Regions from separate parts of the Homo sapiens genome. Here regions 1 and 2 are each linked to region 3. The links are chromatin contacts, found by Hi-C or POLR2A ChIA-PET in ENCODE. All regions are on one chromosome and are shown on one strand. The core of a region is the stretch at or near the end of the contact, and the rest is flanking DNA. Distances in the headings are between cores, read along the strand shown. Region 1 overlaps PLEKHM3 (pleckstrin homology domain containing M3). Region 2 overlaps PLEKHM3 (pleckstrin homology domain containing M3). Region 3 overlaps PLEKHM3 (pleckstrin homology domain containing M3).

Region 1 (4,258 bases), core at 1,467-3,966, 79 kb before region 3:
TCCATCTTGCCCAGACAAACGTGAAAGCCTGTGTAAAGACCACTGCATGTCTCACTTTGAAAGGACTTGAATACCCTCATGAACTAACTCCTGGCTCCAATCTTTGGTCTCATGGAGACAGAGAAAGCAGCAGCCAGTTGGAAAACAAAAAAAGCGTTGTTATCTCTATGTTAAATTAAACTCAGATTTACTTAATATCCCAGCCAACTTATGCCACAACTATTTTGGCCCTTTCTGCCACCCCAAAGCCTTTTGTGGCCAAAATGTACCATTGTGCTGCTGTTTGACACTGCGTGCCAGCAGGCCTCTGGGCCAAAGCCAAGGAACACCCTTCCTTCTTTGGGTTTTGGGGGAGCAGGGGAGGGCTGCTAATTCCTTTTGTGACCACTGACTAAAAGCTGAGTGGTCAACAATTTGTTAAATTATACACACACCTAAAATGTCAGCTGCATCAGAGATTTTTGCTATCTTTTGCGTGGCTGAAGGGAACCTTTAGGCTGATGGCAATTTTAGAAGTTGGGTTTTTTAACCATAAACTAGGGGATGGATGCTAGCAGAACTCCAGACATGCGGGATCCTGGGTAGCAAAGACTCATCTTTGACAAGTGTATATGTCAATAATTCAAACCAATGGAAGGGGATAGGAATTAAAATTAGTCACAGTTATAAATACACACACATATATATGCATGACAGAGAGAGAGAGAAAGAGAGAAGCTCTCTCTCAAAAGTCCTTTTTGGAATCAGGCCAGCTATAAATACAAAACCACACACTGACACAGGTCAGTCATAGCTACAGATACAGAGTGTGCTAACCTGAAAATTTTGAAAAACAAAACAAAAACAAAAAGCAAGGCCAGGTGCAGTGGCTCACACCTGTAATCCCAGCACTTTGGGAGGCCGAGGTGGGAGGATCACTTGAGCTCAGGAGTTCGAGACCAGCCTGCGAAACACAGCGAGACCTTGTCTCTACTAAAAATAAAAAAAATTAGCTGGGTGTGGTGGCGCACACCTGTAGTTTCAGCTACATGAGAGACTGAGGTGGGAGCACTGCTTGAGCCTGGGAAGTCGAGGCTGCAGTGAGCTGGGATCATGCACTACATTCCAGCCTGGGTGACAGAGAGAGTCCTGGTCTTAAAAATAAATAATCAAAAAAGCAAAAAGGAAATTCACAGCATCATAAATCCATATCTAATTAGGCTGCATTCCCTTTTGGACTGCAATATATTCTGTGGATTATCCAGTTCCTTTGTTCTAGCATCTTGCTGTTTTTGATGACTACAGGTCATTGGTGTAGACAGAATAAAATATTTTGACCACCGTGGCACCAGTTGAAACTGACCTGTAAATAATTTTAGGGGTTACAGCCTATCTGGGGGAAACTGGGCAGGAAGCTGGGCCTGACCAATATAGTCCCAATATCTACAGAGTCTTTCCAAGCACTGGGTTTTTTTGCCATGCATGGTGCTGGCACTCCAGGGCTAATGATGGGTGCATTTGCCCTTTTCTTTCCCCACCTTTGCCCTATTATTCCTGCCTTCCAACCAGTGGAAAGACATGGTAGAGTTTCAGAAATGGTGGTGGTTGGGGTGGGGGGGTGGGGTTTGTTTTGCTGCCAGGTGGATTTGATAGCAATTTGCCTCTAGAAATAGAGAATGTGAGTGCTGGGAGAAAACAGTCCAATTTAGTGGTTCAGAGTGTGTGCCCATTTCTCTAAAGAAGGGAGTCCTTCCACTGCAGAAGCAATCATGCAGCTGGCAGTATTCATTCTTCTTTCTTTTAATACGTTTGAAACATTTCACACAAAATTGAAAAAACATAACAAAACAGGATGTGTACTAGAACAGGACAGCTTGGGTTTGAATCCCAGCTCCTCCACTTTAGCTGGACGACTTTGTGCCAGTAAATCTCATTGGTGAAATGTGGATAATAATAGTACCTATTATTATAGGTCATTATATAGGGCTATTGTGTGGATTAAATGAGATAATCCACGTAGATTTAGGACAGGGTCTGGCCTAAAGTAAGCACTCAATAATAAAAGTGAGTAACATTTTTTGAGCATATACTAAAAGGGAGCTATTATTAATCTAATTATTTAGTACAACCTTCTCATTTTACAAAGAAAGATTTTAAGCAGCAGAGGTATTTTGTGACTTGCTAAAGGATAAACTGTTGCTGTCATCCTGGGTCGTGAGTTTTCTGGCCATCCCTCCCTCTCTCCTCTTGGCTAAGTGCTGTAAAATGAGAGTGAACCAGGCAGGCCCCTTGCCTTCAGTGAGACTGCACCATACCAAGTCAGGGATGGAGCAAACAGGCTGAGGATCCTGGCCCTGTCAGCATATCTGCCTGTCTGCCAGATGATCAGTCCCTGTCCCCAGCAGGCAGGAGGCAGAGAAAAGAGAAAAAGGTGAAACTCAAATCCGTAGTTTTATTACCCAAACTCAAATCCGTAGTTTTATTACCCGTGATTGCCTAGCCTACTTTCTCTCTGTGCCCTTGACCTGTGCTCTAGCCAAGAATCCTTTCACAGTCTCCTTCCCCTGATTTCCTTTGTTGTTCAGCTCTAAAGCTTCCCTTATGGTGCCCCATTCCCTTAATGTCCCTTATAGCCCAAGTTCTTAAATAGTTCCACCTCTTGGAAACCTCAGCTGCAATGGGCTCTCTGTTGTTAGCCCAAACACAAATGCCAACTCACAGTTCACCAGATAACCTGACTGGTGCTGCCCGTTTTAGGAGGAAACCCGCTAGGTGGCATATTACCTTCTGCATGTTCTTACTGGCCAACTTTTGTTTACTGGGCATTATTTTAACTGCCACTGAATTGTAAGGTATTAAGACAACAATTTGTCTTTAAGGAAAATATAAAATCAGTATATTTAACTTGTTTTAATAAGCTGTCCTTCAGATCATATTTGTCAAAATGCTTAAAGCTGTTATTTCCTGACAAAAAGTTGAAATAGTTGACCTTTGGCAAATGGAAATCCAGCCATTTGTCAGTTAGAACTGAAGGTGCTGAGCCTACACTCAGCGACCTGGCTCTCATTCCAGGTTCCTTGCTGCACCCAGAAGCCTGGATACTTCGTGCAAACTGGCTGGGAGCCCCCAGAAAGCAGATACACGCAGAAAGACTTCCACAATTTCATCACTTCTCGAGCTCTATAAAATCACAGAATGAGGGCCCTAGAGCTGGAAGGGGCTGTAAAGATTGTTTAATCCAATCCTCTCACTTCACGAATGAAGAAACTGGGATTCGAGAAGTAAAGTAATACAGTTTCCATCCAAATACATGCCTGTGGTCCTCTTCCTGGGAACTGATATAGTTGCAAGGCCATAGCCAGAATAAAAAGTGACCTAAATGGGCTGTACTGTATGAAATTGTCATCTAAAGATGCCATACATCTTTAACAGAGGTTAACAGGATGGAAAATAATCCCTACCCGGGTTAAGTTAAAAATCCATTTTTTAAAAAGAAAGAAACTCAGCTTTTACAAAGTGATGAGAAATGATAGGGATTGGAATATTTTCAGAGGTAAGCTGTGCCTCCACTTCTGACTAAGACTTAATGGAACAAATGCATTCAGGGAGATGCATGGAATTTAAACACAATTCAACATCAGTTAATTCTAAGAGTAAAGGCCCTTCGGTCCAGTTCCCTTCCACCTCAATGTTAAAGGAAGCTAGAAAGCCAATTACATTCACAGCAGGGCCTCTCCCCTACTGCAAGGGAAGAATGTACTGCAAATTCTATGTGTGCTTTACAAGCTAGTAAAACTATAATTGCAGGTGGGAAGGAACATGGCGTCTCTTTGTTTCTGCCAACATTTCAGTCTGGTAAGCTTCTCTCCGCAGCTGTAGAAAGAGTGTGGACTCCATGGTTTTCTTTAAGCACAAAAATGTGTACTCCAGGATTCTACAAAATTTACAGAAAGACTGCTTTTTGTTAAAATTGAAAAGACGTCTGTGCATAGCCCACCAAAAGGTCATGCATTCTTGCAAGAAACAAGTGGCAAGATTCAGAGGGTAGGTAGTACCACTCACTCAAGCGCAGGCCTAGGGAGAGTTCCTTGGCTCAAGAGGGTGGGGGCTCTCCAGGTGCAATTCCCCTATGGAGCCACTGGGGAGGTCTGGTCTAGGATCATCCTGGAGGCAAAAGGAAATGAAGCTATTCTGCATTCCCTACCAAGGTGCTGCTCCATATGGTGACTATATAGCTGCAGCTATAGCAGGTTTCTATGGCCTAGATTCCCCTACGGAA
Region 2 (4,649 bases), core at 1,670-4,169, 100 kb before region 3:
TTGTCTTGTGTCGCAAACATTTTCAATCGTTCTGCTGTGTGATTCAAGGAGGAGGATAAAGAGTGCATGGCCTCTGTGGCAGCTCAGCTATTCAGGGATCCTTTTGCTTCTTTATACTTGATTTACTTGATTAATTGCTCTTCCCATTTGTCAGCTTACATTCATGGCCATGTTCCAAATGGCTGAAGCTGCTGGAATTTTTTTATCCAGAAAAGTGAGGTAATAGTATGAAGTTTATTTTAGAATTTACAAACATTCCTTTAATATTGTAGAAGGAAAACCTTACATTTATAATTTTCCAGGGGTAAAGATATATTCAGAAGGGTTAATCTTGTCTTTGAATACAACTATTAGAAGCACTAGGAACAGAATCCGGCCATCCTAGCATCTGGTCCAGAGGTTTCATCACTATGAAGAAGTGGGCTCCAGGTGTGATTTCTCCTAGGGTTCTTTTTGAAAAAGCATACATACATAGACACACACACACACAAAATTATATAAATCATTTTATATATAATACATACATAAATGCATACATACACACATAGACATATACATTTATGTTTATAAATATATTATTTATTTATTTTGGATACGTGCTCAAAAATAAATCAATTGTCTTTCCTCCCACCATCCCAAGAGCCTTAACTTTCACTCCCACTTCCTAGCCATCTCGGTAGGGGCTTAAGGGGCCATATTATACAAATACTAGGAAGGCAGAGTGGCCTCAAATATTAGACCAAAGCCAGAGGAGCATACTACCTTCAGGTTCCAACCAAGAATGAAGAATAGAAAAGAGCTGCCAGAATGCCACTGGGCCATTGGATCTGAAAATGACTATGGGTGAGACAAAGTCAAATGAGGCATCCTGGCCAACAAGTACACAACAGTGAGAAAAGTCAGACATTTGAACTCTGCTATGTCAACCCTAAACTGCTGTGACTTGCTAGAGTGACCACAGTCCTCAACAGGGCTCAGCGTGGGGAAAAGTCCTAGAAACAGTGTGCTCTGGCTAGAGTTGATGCAGGGGAATCTACTATCACTGAGATCAAGCCAGGACCAACTAGGACAAAATAAACTTCAAAATGACTTCCTTAACTGGTCAAAGCTTATTATTATTTTTTTTTTTTAAATCTAAACATGGTAGAGTTTTTGCTTCTCAGAAACTGGGGTATTTTCCAATGGATAGTGGTGGACTCATTAGGGAGTCTCCCAGAGGGGCTGGCCTTCGGGAGCTTTCCATACCCCATCATAACTCAGTTGTCTCTGGGTATTGGGAAGTAGTGGGGTAGAGTGGAAAAAGCAAGGCTGATCTGAGGACAAATTCTAGCTCATCTACTTTCCAGCTGTGAGACTTTGGCAAGCTACTTAACCTCTTTGAGTCTCAGTTTCCTTAACTGAAAAATTAGGACAGTATCCACTTTGCAGGGTTGAGAGAAGGATCAGATTTAATACATTGAAAGCATCGAATATAGTTTCTGACTTACAGCAAGGGATCAATAAATAATAGCTAATTAGCTTATCCCAATCTAAATAGAGATTTTCTATGATTTAGACTCATTCCTCCTTTTAAACACTTGAGATTTACATCAAGGGGAAGGAAAAAAGCTATGAAGGCCACATGTCATTTTTTTTTTAAAGGAAGACATCAAGTTGTTCATCTGTTTGGATGGGATCAGTAGAAATTAATGTAAAGCAGTCACATCCATTTCTTCTGATATTATCTGTTTGGATGGGATCAGTAGAAATTAATGTAAAGCAGTCACATCCATTTCTTCTGGTATTGCTGTAAATAAGAAAACAGGGCTTGTACAAGCATACGTAATTTTGCCAAGGCCAAAATGCTAGGGGGAAGACATTTAACATGCCTCAAACTTAATCTGAATCACTTACGTAAGATAACATCTTAGCAACACCTGGAAATTGTGTCTTACTCCTTTCCTACTTGTACTTAAATTAGTCATAGGCTAATATAACTTTATAACAACCCCTCAAAAAGTCAAAAGGACACTTCATCTTTAGCATTAGAAGGCTGGTAGTTTTTAGTTAAACCAGGCGGTCATTTGGTAATATGACTAGTGATAGTGAAACAGACCTGAGATGAGGTTTAGTTATCTCTATTTATTCCCTCAAAGGGCATGTCTACGTGAACAAAATCATGACAGTGTAATTAGAAGGAAACGTGTAGCTCTTCCCCCATTTCCTTGCTTCCCTGCACTCAACCTCCTTTCCCTTTCTCCATATACCAAATTGCCCTATCTCCTTGAGAAAAGGCAGATGTCCAAAATAGGGTGAAAGTTTGTTTCTGTTTTCCATTAAACTTAATGTCTTGTACTAAGGAAGGTACTAGTCTGATTTATTTACTTGGGGAGTGTGTATATATGACTATTTCAGAGGTGTTATACTAACTGGGTATTCAAAGAATACACATTTTCATTTGTAACAAAATTAGGTCACTTTATTGCCCTGTAACACAAAGACAAAATGTAGCATCAAGCTTGTATCGGCTTCCAGATTTTGCTATTTTTCCACCTTTGCAGTCTGTCTATAAATTCTTTTCACCATCATTTTAGGTACTTCTAGAACTCAAGGAACTGCCAAATATCACTTTCCACCATCCAGTCCCTGACAAATATGTCAAATATGCTTACCCTTCTTGTGTGAAAGAAGCCCATGAAATCTGCCTGGTTGAACTTCCAGCTCAGGGATACACACATTTTGCCTCCCTCTTCTATTCTGGTCAAGATGGTCAGCATTGGAATTTGAGGCCTATGGCTTTCTTGCAGACTAAGACAACAGACTTTATTTGATTTACTTTCTTGCAGACCAATCAAAAATTACAATTAAGTTAAAAAATAACCTAGTGCTGCCTTCCCCAAACCACAGTTTCAGAAACAGCTGCTTATTACTCATGTGTGGCACCAGGAAATTGCAGTGTCATGTTCAAGGTCTGCAGCCAATAGAGATCTGTGGGATTGGGAAAAGGGCACAAATGATTCTTTTATGTTGGTTACCTTCACTCCCTCAGCACCACCACAAAATTCAAAATTTATGGGGGGCGGAGAAGACAGAGAACTAGTAACCTGGGCAAGAAAAAAGAGAGGAAAAAGCTCTTTCTCATCAAATTTCCTTATGCATTGGCTAATTCCTTCCCTCTGATTTGTCAATTTACCTTCCATTTCAAAACAAGCTTCCTTAGCCATTGTGTAACATCTAGATTTGGAGCGACTGTCGGGAATGCTTTGGTGAAGAGGGCTGCTGCACTTGACAAACAACTCCGTCTCTGAAAGTCTAACCAAAAGACCCAATTCACAGTGAACGGTCACCTGCCACTCACTAGGAACAGGCTGGCTTGACGAAATGGAAGAATCAACATTGTCACACATTGTGAAATAATTTCCCATATAGTTCAGTTGCATTTGCCTGGCCAGACAACCATGAAAGGTTGCATTTTGTTTCTAGGGTCATTTCTCAGTTCATTTAATAGGTGGGTAGAGTGAAGTCTAGTGGCCTTGGCCAGGTGAGTTCATGGGAAGTTAGGAAAAAACAGCCTGTGGATTCTGCTCAAGCTTGAAAATCCTAACACACCTCACGAGACTATTCTGAATCCTCAATTTTAAATTTTACTTCTCTTACTCATCAATCCTTAAAAATAGAAAATGAAAAGTAAGCTGGATGTGGGGGCTGATGCCTGTAATCCCAGCACTTTCGGAGGCCAAGGTGGGAGGATCACTTGAGCCTAGGAGTTCCAGACCAGCCTGGCAATGAAGTGAGATCCCTATCTCTGTAAAAAATTAAAAAATTAGCCGATTGCAGTGGTATGCACCTGTAGTCCAAGCTACTTAGGAGGCTGAGGTGGGAGGATCCCTTGAGCCCAGGAATTTGAGGCTGCAGTGAACTACGAGCTATGATTGGGCCACTGTGCTCTAGCCTGGGTGACAGGGCGAGACCCCATCTCAAAATAAATAAATATCACCAAAGTATATGGGATATTCCTATTTCAAAAAGTTGTTCAAAACTCCATTTTCCCATAATTAACCTTTGAGCTCCTTATCATGGCTCAATGCTGGGATGTTTGTACATAAACATAGAAGTGTCTCTTTTCTAATTAGCTGCTCCTCACCCTCCCCAATCCATTATGGGACTACTCTAACAAGACTTAAATTTTGGCTAATCAAGCACTTTACTGAGGGTGGATTGTGATGCCACCAATTAGCTCTTATCTGATCCTCTCCCAAAGGTGATAATTTCTGCTTAGAGCTGGGAAACTATGTGATAGTTTAATCTGGTTTAATGCAATTGGGTAGATTTATGAGTGGCCACCATCACTCCTATCAAATTACATTTTGCTCTCTGCTGGAAACTAGGTCTTAGGGAATAAAAGATTTAAAAAATTTCAATTTCATTTTTCTCAGTGGCTAGAATGGCAAAGATGAAACCGAGAAGGCACATTTCTTATCCAGAAAAATATATGGGATGGGGTCTACTTCAGACAGCTTTTCTGCACTAAGTGCCTCAAGGGTTGTGGTTTAGTTAAACCACAACTCCATGGAACTTAATGAAGCATTTGCAAAGAGTAAGTACAAGAATGTGGTCCAAATATTCTGAGCTCAAAACAGGTTATATGATCTGATATAGGTACATGTGTT
Region 3 (4,442 bases), core at 265-2,764:
CCTGAATAGCAAGTAAATGACATCATAACAAAGAGCTACTCCATACAATCTTCCACTTCTAAAGTTTATTCATCCAAACTATTTAAAGGGGGAAGAACTAAGTAGACATAAAAACTTATAAAGGGGCACACTAAAACCATGAAATACAGTGAATTAGCCTCTCCTTAAAATAATACGTAAAGCCAAAACTCATCAAAAACAATGTGCTGAAGTTTTTGGCATTTTGGAAGATCAACATGCTATGCCACCAGCTTTTTCACTGAAGGTGTGTTTTTATGAGGATGCAAAGTTAGAAGACATAGGTACAAAAGGAAGAAGCAGCTGGTTTAGATTAACTGTGTTTGTGAGAAACACAGATCAATTTTTAACGTTCCATCTGCTATAATAATCTCTGATATAATGAACAGTCTCCCAGGTAATTTAAAAAACATTCAGAAGTTTGCTTAACAGGTTTTGGCCTTTTTCTTTTGAGACTCTGCCCCCTACAGGAGATCAGGAAATAAAGTATTCTTACCTAGAAAACCAGAGTTCAGCCTGGCACAGGCGGTGGCTTACGCCTGTAATCCCAGCACTTTGGGAGGCTGAGGCAAGCGGATCACCTGAGGTCGGGAGTTTGAGACCAGCCTGACCAACATGGAGAAACCCTCATCTCTACTAAAAGTACAAAATTAGCCAGGCGTGGTGGCGCATGCCTGTAATCCCAGCTACTCAGGAGGCTGAGGCAGGAGAATCACTTGAACCCAGGAGGCGGAGGTTGCAGTGAGCCGAGATCATGCCATTGCACTCCAACCTGGGCAACGAGAGCGAAACTCCATCTCAAAAAAAAAGAAAAAAAAGAAAGAAAACCAGAGTTCAAGTGCTGGTATGAAAAACAACCTGGTAAACCACAAGTATCACAAAGCAACTGAATGCAGCACTTTCTGAGGGAAGAAAGGGCATATAAATGGAACAGCTTTTCTTTCTTTTCTTTTTTTTTGGAATGTGCCACACTATACAAAATAAGACTGACTTCTCCCTGTCCCAAATTAGAAACCTGTCTCTCTCTGCCCCGTTCGTTAAAACTCCGAACCAAAGCACAAAGTTAAAAGTCAAGCAGTGCAAATAAATTTTAGACTGCCTTCCTCCCCTGATTCCGTACTACTACCCTTACCCAACCTATCCTCCACAAGCCAAATTTCGTGAGCACAAAATTTAGACAGCAAAGGGAAGCATCCTATCATATGGAACCTAACTAAGGCAGCTGCCAGAAATTTCTATTCCTGCCCATTATATTATAATAATACGTTTCCTGTTCTTTTCTACTCAGCTTCCTTCTCCTTCTTTTGCTCACTTTTCTTTTTTTCCTGATTTCATTTCTCCAGCTGCCGGATGCGAATGAGCTTGCTGAATGGCACCTTCTTACCTACATTTCTCCTTCCTCTTGAGTGTCAGGAATGCTACGAATGCAGTGCAGAGCATGGGCAGTGCACACTCCATCAGAAGGCACACTTCTGAGAGGGAGGTGAATTAGGCAATACCTCTTGTGAAATACCTGAGGCTTTTCTTCCCTCTTTTACTAGAAAGTTTCTTGATTCAGCTACTCCAATCTCCACATCTTGAGAACTAAGCTGAGCTGTTCTTCCTTACTCCAATAACACAACAGATTTGCTGACCACGTCTGTAATCTAAAGCCACGGAAGTGTACCATAATTCCAGGATGTCCAGAGTAAGCACTTAGTAAATTATTATTGAATGTCTGAACTTAAAAATATATGTACTAGTATAAGACACTGAAATGTCAGTAATTTCTATTTTTTTAAAAAACTGCTAAAACTAGTATCTCATCATTTCAAAACCATTTTCCAAAAGTATCTGGGTGACTTAACACAGGTCTTTCATACCTACAGATACATATATATAAACTAGTAGAGCTTCTTTTTTTTTTTTTTGAGATGGAGTCTCACTCTGTCAACCAGGCTGGAGTGCAGTGGTGCAATCTCAGCTCACTGAAACCTCCGCCTCCCAGGTTCAAGCGATTCTCCTGCTCAGCCTCCCGAGTAGCTGGGATTACAGGCGCCCACCACCACACCCGGCTAATTTTGTATTTTTAGTAGAGACGGGGTTTCACCATATTGGCCAGGCTGGTCTCGAACTCCTGACCTTGTGATCCGCCCGCCTCGGCCTCCCAAAGTGCTGGGATTACAGGTGTGAGCCACCGCGCCCAGTCTAGTAGAGCTTCTTAACTGGCTCAGTGTTTCTGGTCTCTCTGATCCCACTCTGCAAGTTTCTGGTCCACAATCACTGAGGCCCTTGAGTCAAAGCAAGGATGATTCACTCAGTCCTCACTCTGGGTAATTTATTTTCCATAGAAAAGACTAGCATCATAACTAACCTAAGTTCAAAACGTGGGTTTTCAATGGCCACCTTTATTTGGCTTTTTTCAATGCAGGAGCAAGGACAAAATTTTAAATGTGGTTTTGGCTGGTGGTGAGCTTCTTGATGATTTTTAAACAACATGTTAAACCTAATAGACTTGAATTAAAACCTTCCAAATCAGATTTCCATTTAAAGCCATTCTCATGGTAAATTTAATGTCACAAACTGTGGGGTTTAATGGAAGGAAAATAATTTTATTTAGTTTATAACAGATATCTAGATCGGGTTCAGTGAGGTTTTAAAAGCTTTTTTTTTTTTTTTTTTTTTTTTTTGAGATGGAGTGTCGCTCTGTCGCCCAGGCTGGAGTACAGTGGTGCAGTCTCAATCTTGGCTCACTGCAACCTCTGCCTCCTGGGTTCAAGTGATTCTCCTGCCTCAGCCTCCTGAGTAGCTGGGATTACAAGCACCCACCACCAAGCCTGACGAATTTTTGCACTTTTAGTAGAGATGGGGTTTCACTATGTTGGCCAGGCTGGTCTTGAACTCCTGACCTCAAGTAATCCACCTGCCTTGGCCTCCCGAAGTGCTGGGATTTCAGGTGTGAGCCACTGCACCTGGCACAATTTTTTTTTTTTTTTTTGGTAATTTTACTGTTTCAGGAAAGGTGGAAAGAATGGGGAGTAGAGGAAAGATGAAGTAACAAGCTTTTACAAAATAAGATTGTTGACCTCAAACTCCACTTTGCATCTCATCCTTACATAGCAGTTCCAGAAGGCCTGGGCTTCCCCATGATGGGCATAAGCCCATAGTGACTCAGTGGTCATCTGCTGAATCATCATTTACTCCGCTTTTAGCCACCCCCACATTTTCTGTCAAGACTGATTTTCTAGATTTCACCTTAAGACGATTTGACAAGGTCAAGATCAATGACAGTTACTGACTGTGGCCATTTTCCTTGCCTAAGGAGTTTTAGTAGTCAGCTTTGGACTTGAATGTTTCTTATGAGACAATTTGTGACATCCATATTCACAGTGACCTTTATTCAAGAAAGCAGAGGGAATGGAATCACAGCCGACTCAGGAAACCTAAATTCTAGTCTGGTTAAGCTTTAGCCAAATCATTTTGATTCAACAGGATATATCATAGCTGCTTCTATTTACTTCAACAGCATGGGATAAAGATGGTTGTCCTTATGTTTTAATATAGTAATTTAATATAGGATGTTTTAATACAGTAAGCTTCTCGAGGAGAGATACTTTTTATAAACAGGAGATAGCTGTGACTAGCCTATTAAGGGGATTTTTAAAGTGAATTCCAATTGTGGGGTTCAGGATTGTTCTTTAATGAGCTATAGGCTGAAAATCTGCTTCATACCTGCACATTTGAAACTCTGAGCAGTGAGTCCTCGTTCCAAAGACAAAGTCGTCAAAATGCTCAGGAAGCTGGTAGTCACAGATTGGCGTTTGTTCTTCCTGAGTTCATGCCCACCCATTTGATCCTTGGGTTTGTTCCTCAGTGTGACTTGCAGGTTTTGCTCTGAACTCCTCGCCACATTGGCAGCTATCTTCAGAGCCTCCATCCATTCCTGAGCCCTCTGTCGGGTCTCAGCTCGGAGGCGAAGGACATCCTGGGGGAAAATGACTTGAAAGCAAGAGTCGCAGCCATCCAGGTTGTCCATCTGGACAGCCAGACACACGTCCACGTTGTAGCTCAACAGTGGATCCTCGTCTAGCTTGCCAGGCTGAAAAGCCATAAGGTAAGCCCTGCTCAGCACAAATGTAAATGCCTTCCAGTTGTTTTGGACAGTCAGCCTGTAGAGAGTCCCTGATTTGAGGATGTTTTGGTACTGTTTGGAGCTGTCCAGGACAGGGGACGGTGGCAGCAGCCCACTGGTTTTCTTCTGGAAACTATGATTCTGTGTATAGTCATCATGATGGCCAAGCCCTGGTGAGATTGTCAGCTCATTCTGCCGCCCCATGTAACCGGGCACAGCAGCATGCACTACTTCCCAAAGCTTCTGTCCCCAGTCCAAAGCCTCCCATGGTGACTCTGCCTTTAGCTGTAGCTGAGTGTTGTCATACAAAACA

The links. A loop is a pair of places that touch in the nucleus more often than their neighbours do. ChIA-PET counts read pairs that join two places held with the same protein, here RNA polymerase II (POLR2A). Pooled maps may share reads with other maps.
Region 1: a map of HepG2 shows a loop between it and region 3 (3-fold over the local background). The contact joins two enhancer-like sites. A Hi-C loop is called at or near these places in 4 of 168 maps with a recorded cell type or tissue (Caco-2, HepG2, endothelial cell of hepatic sinusoid and 1 more), 3 of 37 single-sample maps with no recorded cell type and 2 of 50 pooled maps. POLR2A ChIA-PET finds 5 or more read pairs at or near these places in 3 of 52 experiments (H1, HCT116 and activated CD8-positive, alpha-beta memory T cell).
Region 2: a map of HepG2 shows a loop between it and region 3 (4-fold over the local background). The contact joins two enhancer-like sites. A Hi-C loop is called at or near these places in 3 of 168 maps with a recorded cell type or tissue (HepG2, endothelial cell of hepatic sinusoid and lower leg skin), 3 of 37 single-sample maps with no recorded cell type and 2 of 50 pooled maps. POLR2A ChIA-PET finds 5 or more read pairs at or near these places in 1 of 52 experiments (activated CD8-positive, alpha-beta memory T cell).

Annotation. Positions count from the first base shown.
Region 1 is chr2:207,892,980-207,897,237 of GRCh38, forward strand. The region is part of intron 6 of PLEKHM3 (pleckstrin homology domain containing M3); the gene reads right to left. Among named protein-coding and RNA genes, the nearest start is that of FZD5, 130 kb to the left of the region's middle. Within about 2 kb of position 2,717, at least 4 of the 41 ENCODE cell types and tissues checked have a DNase peak (open chromatin) inside an H3K27ac peak, as active enhancers do.
Region 2 is chr2:207,867,157-207,871,805 of GRCh38, forward strand. The region is part of intron 6 of PLEKHM3 (pleckstrin homology domain containing M3); the gene reads right to left. Among named protein-coding and RNA genes, the nearest start is that of FZD5, 100 kb to the left of the region's middle. Within about 2 kb of position 2,920, at least 4 of the 41 ENCODE cell types and tissues checked have a DNase peak (open chromatin) inside an H3K27ac peak, as active enhancers do.
Region 3 is chr2:207,972,922-207,977,363 of GRCh38, forward strand. PLEKHM3 (pleckstrin homology domain containing M3) reads right to left here. Exons shown (of 8, transcript NM_001080475.3): 3 at 3,730-4,442. Among named protein-coding and RNA genes, the nearest start is that of PLEKHM3, 50 kb to the right of the region's middle. Within about 2 kb of position 1,515, at least 2 of the 41 ENCODE cell types and tissues checked have a DNase peak (open chromatin) inside an H3K27ac peak, as active enhancers do.